Linked DNA regions of Homo sapiens: region 1 is linked to region 2. Evidence: chromatin contacts called from ENCODE Hi-C or POLR2A ChIA-PET data. All regions are on one chromosome and are shown on one strand. The core of a region is the stretch at or near the end of the contact, and the rest is flanking DNA. Distances in the headings are between cores, read along the strand shown. Region 1 has its middle 4.1 kb from the start of LINC02732. Region 2 has its middle 95 kb from the start of RDX.

Region 1 (5,014 bases), core at 2,515-5,014, 150 kb before region 2:
GCCTGGCTGTTTTTTTTGTTTTTTCGTTTTCAGTAGAGACAGGTCTTGCAAAGTTTCCCAGGCCAATCTCGAACTCCTGAGCTCAAGCAATCTTCATGCCTCGGCCTCCCAAAGTGCTGGGATTACAGGTGTGAGCCACCGCACCTGGTTAAAATGGAGGTAATTCTAAAGGATATCTTACAAAGTTGTCATGGACAATAACTACAATGCATTTTAAACAATGTTTAAAATAATCCATGAAAGTAATTATTGTACTATCCCAAATTTTCACAATATTTAAAGACTGGATCTTAACATTTGAATTTTTTTATCTGTACCTTCTTTGCCTCAACTAACTAGAATTCATGACTTTTGGCTATGCAGGCATCATTCCTATTAATTATATTTCTGAAATTGCTTTGGAATGTTTCTGGTCTCTCTGGTCCCACGGCAACTGCTACGCTTTTTACTCTTTATTTATTTATTTATGTTTTTATTTTAGAGACAAGCCTGGAGTGTGATGCTGTCCAGGCGGGAGTGTGATGGTGTGAATTTGGCTCACTGCAGCCTCAAACTCCTGAGCTCAGGTGAACCTCCCACCTCAGCCTCCCATGTGGCTGGAACTACAGGCACATGCCACCATGCTTGGCTAATTTTTGTGGGGTTTTTTTGTTTTTTGTTTTGTTTTGTTTTGGAGACAGAGTACCATTCTCTCACCCAGGCTGGAGTGCAATGGTGCAATCTCGGCTCATTGCAACCTCCACCTCCCCAGTTCAAGCTATTCTCCTGCTCAGCCTCCAGAGTAGCTGGGACTACGGATGCACACCGCCACACCTGCTAATTTTTTTTGTATTTTAGTAGAGACGGGATTTCACCATGTTGCCCAGGCTGGTCTCAAACTCCTGACCTCAGGCAATCTGCCCGCCTTGGCCTCCCAAAGTGCTAGGATTACAGGGACATGCCGCCACACCTGGCCATACTTTTTGTATTTTTTTGTAGAGACGTGGTCTCACTTTGTTGCCCAGGCTGGTCTTGAACTCCTGAGCTTAAGCAATCCTTCTGCTTGGCCTCCCAAAATTTTGAAATTACAGTCACTGTGCCCAGCCCCCTACTCTTTTAATAATTCTCACTTAGGTGCAATAGCCTCCTAACACTTATACCTACCTCATTCTCCATTATGTCTGGACATCCTAGGACATTTAAATAAATTCAGGCTGCCCATGTCATGGATCTATGATAATATATAAAAGCTCAGCTTTTGGCTGCAGCTATTTTGGCTCTATTCAATATTCTCTGGTCTTCAATCCCTTGGCTTTCTATTCCAGCTCCTGATACTGGTTAGAGACTCTTCTTTCTGTGATTACCTGGGTGGACATGCTTCTTTTTTACTCTGTGCATTCTCTCTGATCTAACATTCTCGTTCATAAATTCTTCATATCTGCAACTGTGGGTAACAAGTATTTTCACTGCCCCAGTCTGGCCGTGATAGACTCACTGTAGCCCACCAGCCCAACCACCCTGAGAAGGAGATCAGACAAAATCTGTCATTAGAGTGATCATTCCAAATCTCAGATTATAACATGGTAGTCTCTGATTCCAGTGCCAACAACAAAATGTCAGTGTGGTTATTCAATGTTTTGTGACTTGGCTGGGTAAAGGCACAAAGGATCTTTGGCAATAGGTGGCTGGTGGGAAGAAAAATGGAGTCCTACTCTTTGGGATCATCCACTACTGGAATGGAAGGTGGGCTAGGAGGAACTGACCAAGCTACAAAGGCTGACCGTGGAGATGGTTATTTGGTGAATCAAGGGTAGGAGAGCTTAACAGTCCCAGCTGCCAATCTAGAAGTTTTTAGTACTGCCATGATGCCAGAGGGTGACGGTAATAAGTTAGGATGGCAGCAAATTACACTCTTCAATTTTTTACCCTAGAAAGCATGCATATAGCCAGGTGCAGTGGCACGCACCTGTAGTCCCAGCTACTTGGGAGGCTGAGGCAGGAGGATTGCTTGAGCCCAGGAGTTTGAGACTAGCCTGGGCAACACAGCAAGACTCACATCTCAAAAAAAAAAAAAGCATGCATATTAATCCTTGTTGCTGACTCCATTCATTCCTTCAATAGTTAAGCACAAACTCTATGCAAGGATTTGTATTAGGCACTGGGTACACAACAGAAAAGGAAAGCCAGCACAGTGACCTCCTTGGTAAGTTTTGTCAAATAACTTGGCATGTGCCATTCTTCTTTATTGTGTTGTCAGTGTTAGAATGGGTTTTGGACCAGCGAATGGGGCTTCTAGCCAGTGCATTTATACAAACAGTTCTCAGATGTGCCACAAATATGTGGCCAACATAACATTACAGCCCCCATTCCTGCTTAGGAATAATGACAGTTTTTTAGTAAATGACATCCTTTAAAGGCAAATTACACATATTGGTGGTTTCTGGATGTTTTAAGGTTTCCACGTAGTTTTTTCAACTGACAATCCCTGTATAGGGATCTTGGAGAGTTAATCATCACACCACAGTTTTCAGCAATACACTCATATGTTTATACTGACAGTCAAGACATGTTGGTGGCCCAAAATGAAATGATTACATTTTGTAGAACCTCCTTCCCATAGGAGGAGTGGTAACGAAAATGTCTCTGGAGAAGAAACTAGTTCATATCACTCAGAATTAATGTCCATCCAGAAAGAACACATACAAATAAAAAGATATGTCATATTCTTGGCTTGGAAGACACACATTGTAAATATGTCAGTTTTCTCTGAAACTGATCTATAAATTTTTTACAGCTCAATAACAATTCCAAAATTCTAATGGAATTCTTTTGGAACTTGGCAAAAAATATTAAAATTTGTCTGGAAAATAAAAATATGCCCGAATAGCCAAGAAAATTCTAACACAGAAGAATATTAGGGAGAGCTTTGCCAGTTATTTAAACTGCAGTATTTATTGCTGATATACTGCTGCAGGAATGGACAGATGATCAATAAAACCAAATAGTGAGAACAGAAGCAGATCCAAATACAAATGAGATTGGATTATATAATAAAGTGGGGAAAAGAAACACATTATTCAGACAACAGGCTAGTCATTTGGAAAATGAATAAAGTTGGTCCCTACCTTGAACTTCCAGATGGAATAAAGATTTAAATTTGTAAGAAATTATAAAGTACTACAAAGTTAGGCCAGGTGTGGTAGCTCATGCCTGTAATCCTAGCACTTTGGAAGGCTGAGGAGGGCAGGTCACTTGAGGCCAGGAGTTCGAGACCAGCCTGACAAACATGGTGAAACCCTGTCTCTACTAAAAATACAAAAAATTAGCCAGGCGAGGTGGTTGGTGCCTATAATCCCAGCTACTCGGGAGGCTGAGACAGGAGAATTGCTTGAACCCAGGAGGCGGAGGTTGCGTGAGCCAAGATTGTGCCTCTGAACTCCAGCCTGCATGACAGAGCCAGACCCTGTCTCAAAACAAAGAAACAAAAAAGTAATACAAACTTTCAGATGAATTTTTAAATATAATTTTTAAGTGAAGGAGGACTTGAGGCCTGACACTTGGCTGTTCAGGCATCAGATTCCCTACCTTTGAGGGAGGAATTCCCCACTGTGAGTGATTGTGGCGTGACAGAGCGCACTGTCTCCTGGAGCTGGAGGAGACCCATTCTACCCCAGCCCACACATACGGCCTTGTGGAAACTCCCTGTGGCTTGCTGATTAAAGAAGAAAATGTTCAAGACTAGTTTCCAGATGACTCTTCCCTGGTCTAAGGACACTAGCACAATTAGGACTATTGTTGCAACTTTCACCCGCTTAGGGGCGGCCTTGAAAGACAATTGAGAAGGAAAATCTTCCCAGGGGCAGAACTCTAAGCAGTACATCTCATGATCCACCTTCCTGGAAGGAGAAATGACCTTAGGATTTAGAATCCAAAGGGACAAAAAAAAAATGTTTCAGTCAAGGGACATATTAAAGAGCTCACTGAATAGGAAAGTGAAACTCTTACTTTGCCACTTTTTGGCAAACAGAAAAGAACGTCTGGGTATAGACTGGGTGATTAATTCTGAGTATAAAAGAAAAAGAGTTATTTCAGCATAATAGGAGAAGAGAGGTGACCCCAGATACATTTCCTCAGTCTCCCCAGCCAGGATGCTAGTAACAAGACATAGGCAGGACTGCTGAGGACTCAGATTCCTTGGAAATGAAAGTTTGGGTCACTCCAAGAAGTAAAGAACTCTACTAGCTTAACACCAAGTTGAGAGCAAAGAATCATTTTTGTCATTTCAAAGACAGCACAAATGCATTTTGGCTTATGAAACCCAGGAAGCAGACTGACTAATTTTGACTTGTCACTATCGCCCCATTTTAAGCACAAGGCCTGTTCACATTTCAGAGAATATATGTCTTCTTGTTCACTGATAACTCTGCAGAGGAAGTCTATAACATCTGCTGTTTTTTTATCCTGTTCTCTCTTCAGCCTCCTTCATCTCTGCCTCCTAGGCCTTGGAATGAACTCTCCAACTCTTTCTCTTTCGTAGTCCCTCAATTCACCAGGTGTTTCCCACCTCTGTGCACTTGCGCCATGAGCTCTTCCTCCACCCTCTCCCTCCATGGCTGCTTACTGACTGCCAATTGAGATTCACCCTGACAGTCCCCTCTGAAGCCTCACCAGTGTAGGCCCAACAGAACTGACCACTTCCCCCTTACTTCTGTCAGAGTACCTATAATACTTTATTGGCATTATAGGTTTGCATGTTTGTCCCTGCTTAGCAGACTTCTTACTTATTTACCTATTTACTTTTGAAACAAGGCCTTGCTCTGTCACCCAGGCTGGAGTGTTGTAGCATGATCATTGCTCACTGAAGCCTCAAACTTCTGGGCACAAGGGATTCTCCTGCCTCAGCCTGCTTGGCAGCTGGTACTGTCAGAGGCATTTGAACCATAGCAACTCCATCTAGAATAGGAGCTAGGTAAAATGAGGCTGAGACCTACTGGGCTGCATTCCCAGACAGTTAAGGCATTCTAAGTCATAGAAT
Region 2 (4,942 bases), core at 2,325-4,824:
GCTGGGACTATAGGCACATGGCACCAGCCTAATTTTTAGTATATGACTTTTATCAGATTTATGAAACTTCCTTTTACATACATATACATATTTTTCTAAGAGTTTTTTCTTTTTAAATAAAAAGAGGGTTTTAAATTTATTAAACGCAATTTCTGAGTATATTGAGGTAACCAACCGTGTGTGTGTACTTTAATTTTTTAATTTTTAAAACTTTTTTGTAGATGATGCTACTAAAAATTTTATTTAAAAAATTTATTTTTAATTTTTGTGGGCACATAAGTATATATTTATGGGGGACATGAGATATTTTGATACAAGCATGCAATGTGTAATAATCACATATGGAAAATGGGGTATCCATCCCCTCAAGCTTTTCTCCTTTGTGTTACAAATAATCTAATTATACCCTTTTAGTTATTTTTAAATGTACAATTAAATTATTATTGATTATAGTCACCTTGTGCTGTCAAATACTAGGTCTTATTCATTCTTTCTACTTTTTTTTTTTTTTTTTTTACCCATTAACAATTCTCACCTCCCAACCTCCTGCTTCCCCACTACCCTTCTTACCCTCTGGTAACCATCCTTTTACTCTCTATCTCCATGAGTTTAATTATTTTTATTTTTAGATCCCACAAATCAGTGAGAACATACAATTTTTGTCCTTCTGTGCTTGGCTTATTTAACTTAACATTAGCCATCTCCAGTTCCATCCATGTAGTTGCAAATGACAGGATCTCATTATTCTTTATGGCTGAATAGTACTCCATTGTATGCAAGTACCACATTTTCTTTATCCATTCATCTGTTGATGGACACTTAGGTTGCTTCCAAATCTTGGCTATTGTGAGTAGTGTTGCAGTTAATATGGGAGTGCAGGTATCTTTTTGATATAATGATTTTCTTTTTGGGGGGTATATACACAGTAGTGGGGTTGCTGGATCATATGGTAGCTCCATACTGTTCTCTATAGTGGTTGTACTAATTTACAGTCTCACCAACAGTGTACAAAGGTTCCCTTTTCTTCACATCCTCACCAGCATTTGTTATTACCTGTCTTAATAGGATAAAAGCCATCTTAACTGGGGTAAGATGATTATCTCATTGCAGTTTTGGTTTGCATTTCTCTGATGCTCAATGATGTTGAGCACCTTTTCATATATCTGCTGCCATTTGTATGTCTTTACTTTTAAAAAAAAAACTGTTGGCTGAGTGCAGCAGCTCATGCTTGTAATCCCAGGAGGATTGCTTGAGCCCAGGAGATCAAGACCAGCCTGGGCAACATAGTGAGACCTCATGTCCCACCCTCCCCAACCAAAAAAAAAAAAAAAAAAGAAAGAAAAATTAGCCAGGTGTAGTGAAGCACACATGTGGTCCCAGCTTCTCGAGAGGCTAAGGTGGGAGGATTGCTTGTGCCTGGGATGTTGAGGCTTCAGTAAACCATGATCATGTCACTGCACTCCAGTTTGGAGGACAGAGCAAAACCCTGTCTAAAAGAAAAATGTTAATATACTAAACTAGACAGATTTTTTTTTTTAGATGAAGTCTTGCTCTCTTGCCCAGGCTGGAATGTGAGTGGCATGATCTTGGCTCACTGCAGCCTCTGCCTCCAGGGTTCAAGCGATTCCTGTCTCAGCCTCCAGAGTAGCTGGGACTACAGGTGCAGGCCACCACGCTCGGGTAATTTTTGTATTTTTAGTAGAGATGGCGTTTCCCCATGTTGGCCAGGCTGGTCTCAAACTCCTGACCTCAGGTGATCAACCCCTGGCCTCAGCCTGCCAAAGTGCTGGGATTACAGGTGTGAGCCATGGCCTGTACTAGATAAATAGATTCTTTAAAGTGTTAAACTAGGCCGGGCGCAGTGGCTCATACCTGTAATCCCAGAACTTTGGGAGGCCAAGGCGGGCGGATTACCTAAGTCAGGAGTTTGAGAGCAGCCTAGCCAACATGGGGAAACCTTAACTCTACTGAAAACACACACACACACACACACACACACACACACACACACACACACACACACACAAAATTAGCCGGATGTGGTGGCATGTGTCTGTAATCCCAGCTACCTGGGAAGCTGAGACAGGAATCGCTGGAATCCTGGAGGCAGAGGTTGCAGTGAGCCAAGACGGCGCCATTGCACTCCAGCCTGGGTGACAGAGGGAGACAACATCTTAAAAAATAAGTTCAACTAGGTTTGCGTCCCTTATTATATATTCTAACACATAATTTAATATATATTCTTGCTATAACTTGATATATATTCTAACCCATGGCTTACCGCTTCACAAATCCTGAGCCTCCTGTGTTGTGAATATCCAGCTCATGTGATTTTTATGTATCTCACCCTCACTACCCTTCAGTTGCTGCTGCCTTCAGCTAAAATACTGTCATCTAATCTCATGCCGCCACCTGGTGGCAAAGCTTGGAAATTTCTGACGTCTCTTCACCTTTCTTTCCCTGTTAGGGAAACTCATACATGCAGTTTTCTCCTTCAGTTCTATTCCCTCTCTTGTGCCTTTCATCTATTAACTTTACTCCCAAATCCTCCTTTCTCATGCTCTCCTAAATTTTCTCATTATTTTCATGAAAAATAATTCTCTTCCTTTGCTCTCTCTGCTCCTTTATGAGTCTAAATCTACATAAATAGTACTACTAGTTAATCACAGTGAGAATAATATTACTAGTGACTATGGAAAAACTACAGCTATACATTTTGAAATGACATTTCTTTTTTTTTTTTTTTTTTTTTGAGACGGGAGTTTTGCTCTTCTTGCCCAGGCTGGAGTGTAATGGCCCGATCTTGGCTCACCGTAACCTCCAACTCCCAGGTTCAAGCGATTCTCCTACCTCAGCCTCCTGAGTAGCTGTGATTACAGGCATGCGCCACCATGCGCGGTTAATTTTCTTATTTTTAGTAGAGACAGGATTTCTCTATGTTGGTCAGGCTGGTTTCGAACTCCCGACCTCAGGTGATCTCTGCCTCGGCCTCCCAAAGTGCTGGAATTACTCAGCCTGAAATGGCATGTCATACAATAAAGTGCCAGCCAGACTAACCTTCAAAGTCTTTGAAAATAGTTAGAATTCCCTTTAAAATGTTCTTAAATTTCAGGTACTATTGAACCATCGAATTATTTCTGGCCAGGTTAACATCAAGCTCAAGTATTAAAGAAGAATTATAAAACCATTAATAAATGTCATTGTTTCTATGTTCCTTTATTACAATCTTTGACAAATTTGGAGTTTCTACTGTATTTTACTGCAAAGACTCAGCTTTTCATTATGGGTTAAACTGCCTAGAAACAAAATCACTCTTCATGACGTGGTTTCCATGGGAAACAGCCCACCACAGCTGCCCTTTTGGTTCATAACTCATTCGTAAGATAGAGATTGCTAGTAACTGCATTTCTAATTGTTTTACCCACAAGGTTAGAAAATACTGTAACCAGTATTCTCCCCAGTCAGGGAACTGACTCATGGATACGTTTGGCCAGTTTAGCAGTTTCTTTGTCAAGTTAATTCTGACTTTGTTTTATCTCTAAGGGATATATCGGAGAATGGCAGGTGAGTCAGCTGAGGAAGACAGACCAGAGAGAGTAGGGCTGAAATTGACCTCTTTAATTCCGGCAATGCCAACGTGTCTGCAGAGGAGGTAGTTTTCATGGTTTGTTTGTCTTAACCTATCCAGTCTTTTAGTAGGCAGGTACTGAGAATTTGCTTATTCAAAAACATAGCAACTATTGATTTCAGAGTAGGCACTATAAAGTATTTTGGATCCATTAGTCTGGTTGCTACCTGAAAATAACTTTAACAATGCCTCGGTTAATCAAAAGAGAACTTCACATAAAATATAAAATCTGGTAGAACACATTACTGAATGACATGAAGTTCTGATTTTTATGGCTTTAAGACAAGACCTACTATTCTAAATAATAGGTCTTATTATTGAAAGAGACTAGTTAGCTTGTGTAGAGTTGCTGCACTATTTGAAGTCTAGCATCTATTTAAAAGGAAGGTTTAAAGTTATTCTTATTTCCACATTCTAATCGTGGAGTTTCAAAGGTGGACTGGAAAAAAAAAGAGGTTAAAGATTAGGCAGACAGTTTGACAATAACAGGCCCTACATAATCCAGGCTGACAAGAGCGCCCTGATGTTGCAATGTGCTGAGCAAGTAGTCAGCCTGCCCATTCAGCTTCCTACTGTGTTCTTTTGCTAAATGCTTTCTAATCTCTTAATGTCTCTTTTGAAAGGTGGGGACCCAAACTGTATGCATTGTTCCAGATGCGCTCTTGCCAAAGCAGCATAAAGCAAATGTAACCCTTAGGAAGAAGGCTCCCTCCCTCACTAGGTAAGTACAACTGGCAGCCGTGGCCAGGGCCAGCTCACCTGCCCACTAGACCTGCCACACCTTCCACTGCCAGGATGCTGGTGGGACCTCATAAAATCTGAACCTGTTCATCCACAGGACCTGTGGATTTCAAGTCAAAGGAACTGACCAAGAGCAACCTCTATCTTTACAGCCTCTGATTCCATCCCTTCCAGGTTCTTTCCCAATAGTTTGCATCTCTTGGGCTCTTTGCCAATCAAGAACATCATCCTCCAATTTAATAATTTTGAGGTGAGCTAGAATTTATTAAAATGATGTTTTACCTGTAATCTTGGTGAGCTGATTGGACCTCCTACTTTAGGGGATTCTCTTACCTTTAGAAAGAGCCCTCTCTAGCATTGAGAATGAAAGTATTATGGTGCAAGTTCTCTTATGACACTTCTGTTCTGCTGGGAGGTTTTTCTTCTTTTTAAAAAATCCATATTCAGGCCTGGTGCGGTAGCTCATGCCTATAATCCCAGCACTTTCAGAGGTGGAGGCAGGTGGATCACCTGAGGTCAGGAGTTCGAGACTAGCCTGGCCAACATGGTGAAACCCCGTCTCTACTAAAAATA

The links. A loop is a pair of places that touch in the nucleus more often than their neighbours do. ChIA-PET counts read pairs that join two places held with the same protein, here RNA polymerase II (POLR2A). Pooled maps may share reads with other maps.
Region 1: a loop to region 2 is called in a pooled map, with 2.5 times the contacts of the local background. The contact joins two enhancer-like sites. A Hi-C loop is called at or near these places in 1 of 168 maps with a recorded cell type or tissue (PC-9) and 5 of 50 pooled maps. POLR2A ChIA-PET finds 5 or more read pairs at or near these places in 5 of 52 experiments (A673, CD4-positive, alpha-beta memory T cell, GM12878 and 2 more).

What each region holds. Positions count from the first base shown.
Region 1 is chr11:110,348,546-110,353,559 of GRCh38, reverse strand. No RefSeq gene overlaps it. Among named protein-coding and RNA genes, the nearest start is that of LINC02732, 4.1 kb to the left of the region's middle. RefSeq lists enhancers at 3,464-3,993, 4,594-4,643. Within about 2 kb of position 3,764, at least 3 of the 41 ENCODE cell types and tissues checked have a DNase peak (open chromatin) inside an H3K27ac peak, as active enhancers do.
Region 2 is chr11:110,198,988-110,203,929 of GRCh38, reverse strand. It overlaps a transcript of RDX not described here. Among named protein-coding and RNA genes, the nearest start is that of RDX, 95 kb to the left of the region's middle. RefSeq lists a silencer at 3,372-3,666. Within about 2 kb of position 3,574, at least 3 of the 41 ENCODE cell types and tissues checked have a DNase peak (open chromatin) inside an H3K27ac peak, as active enhancers do.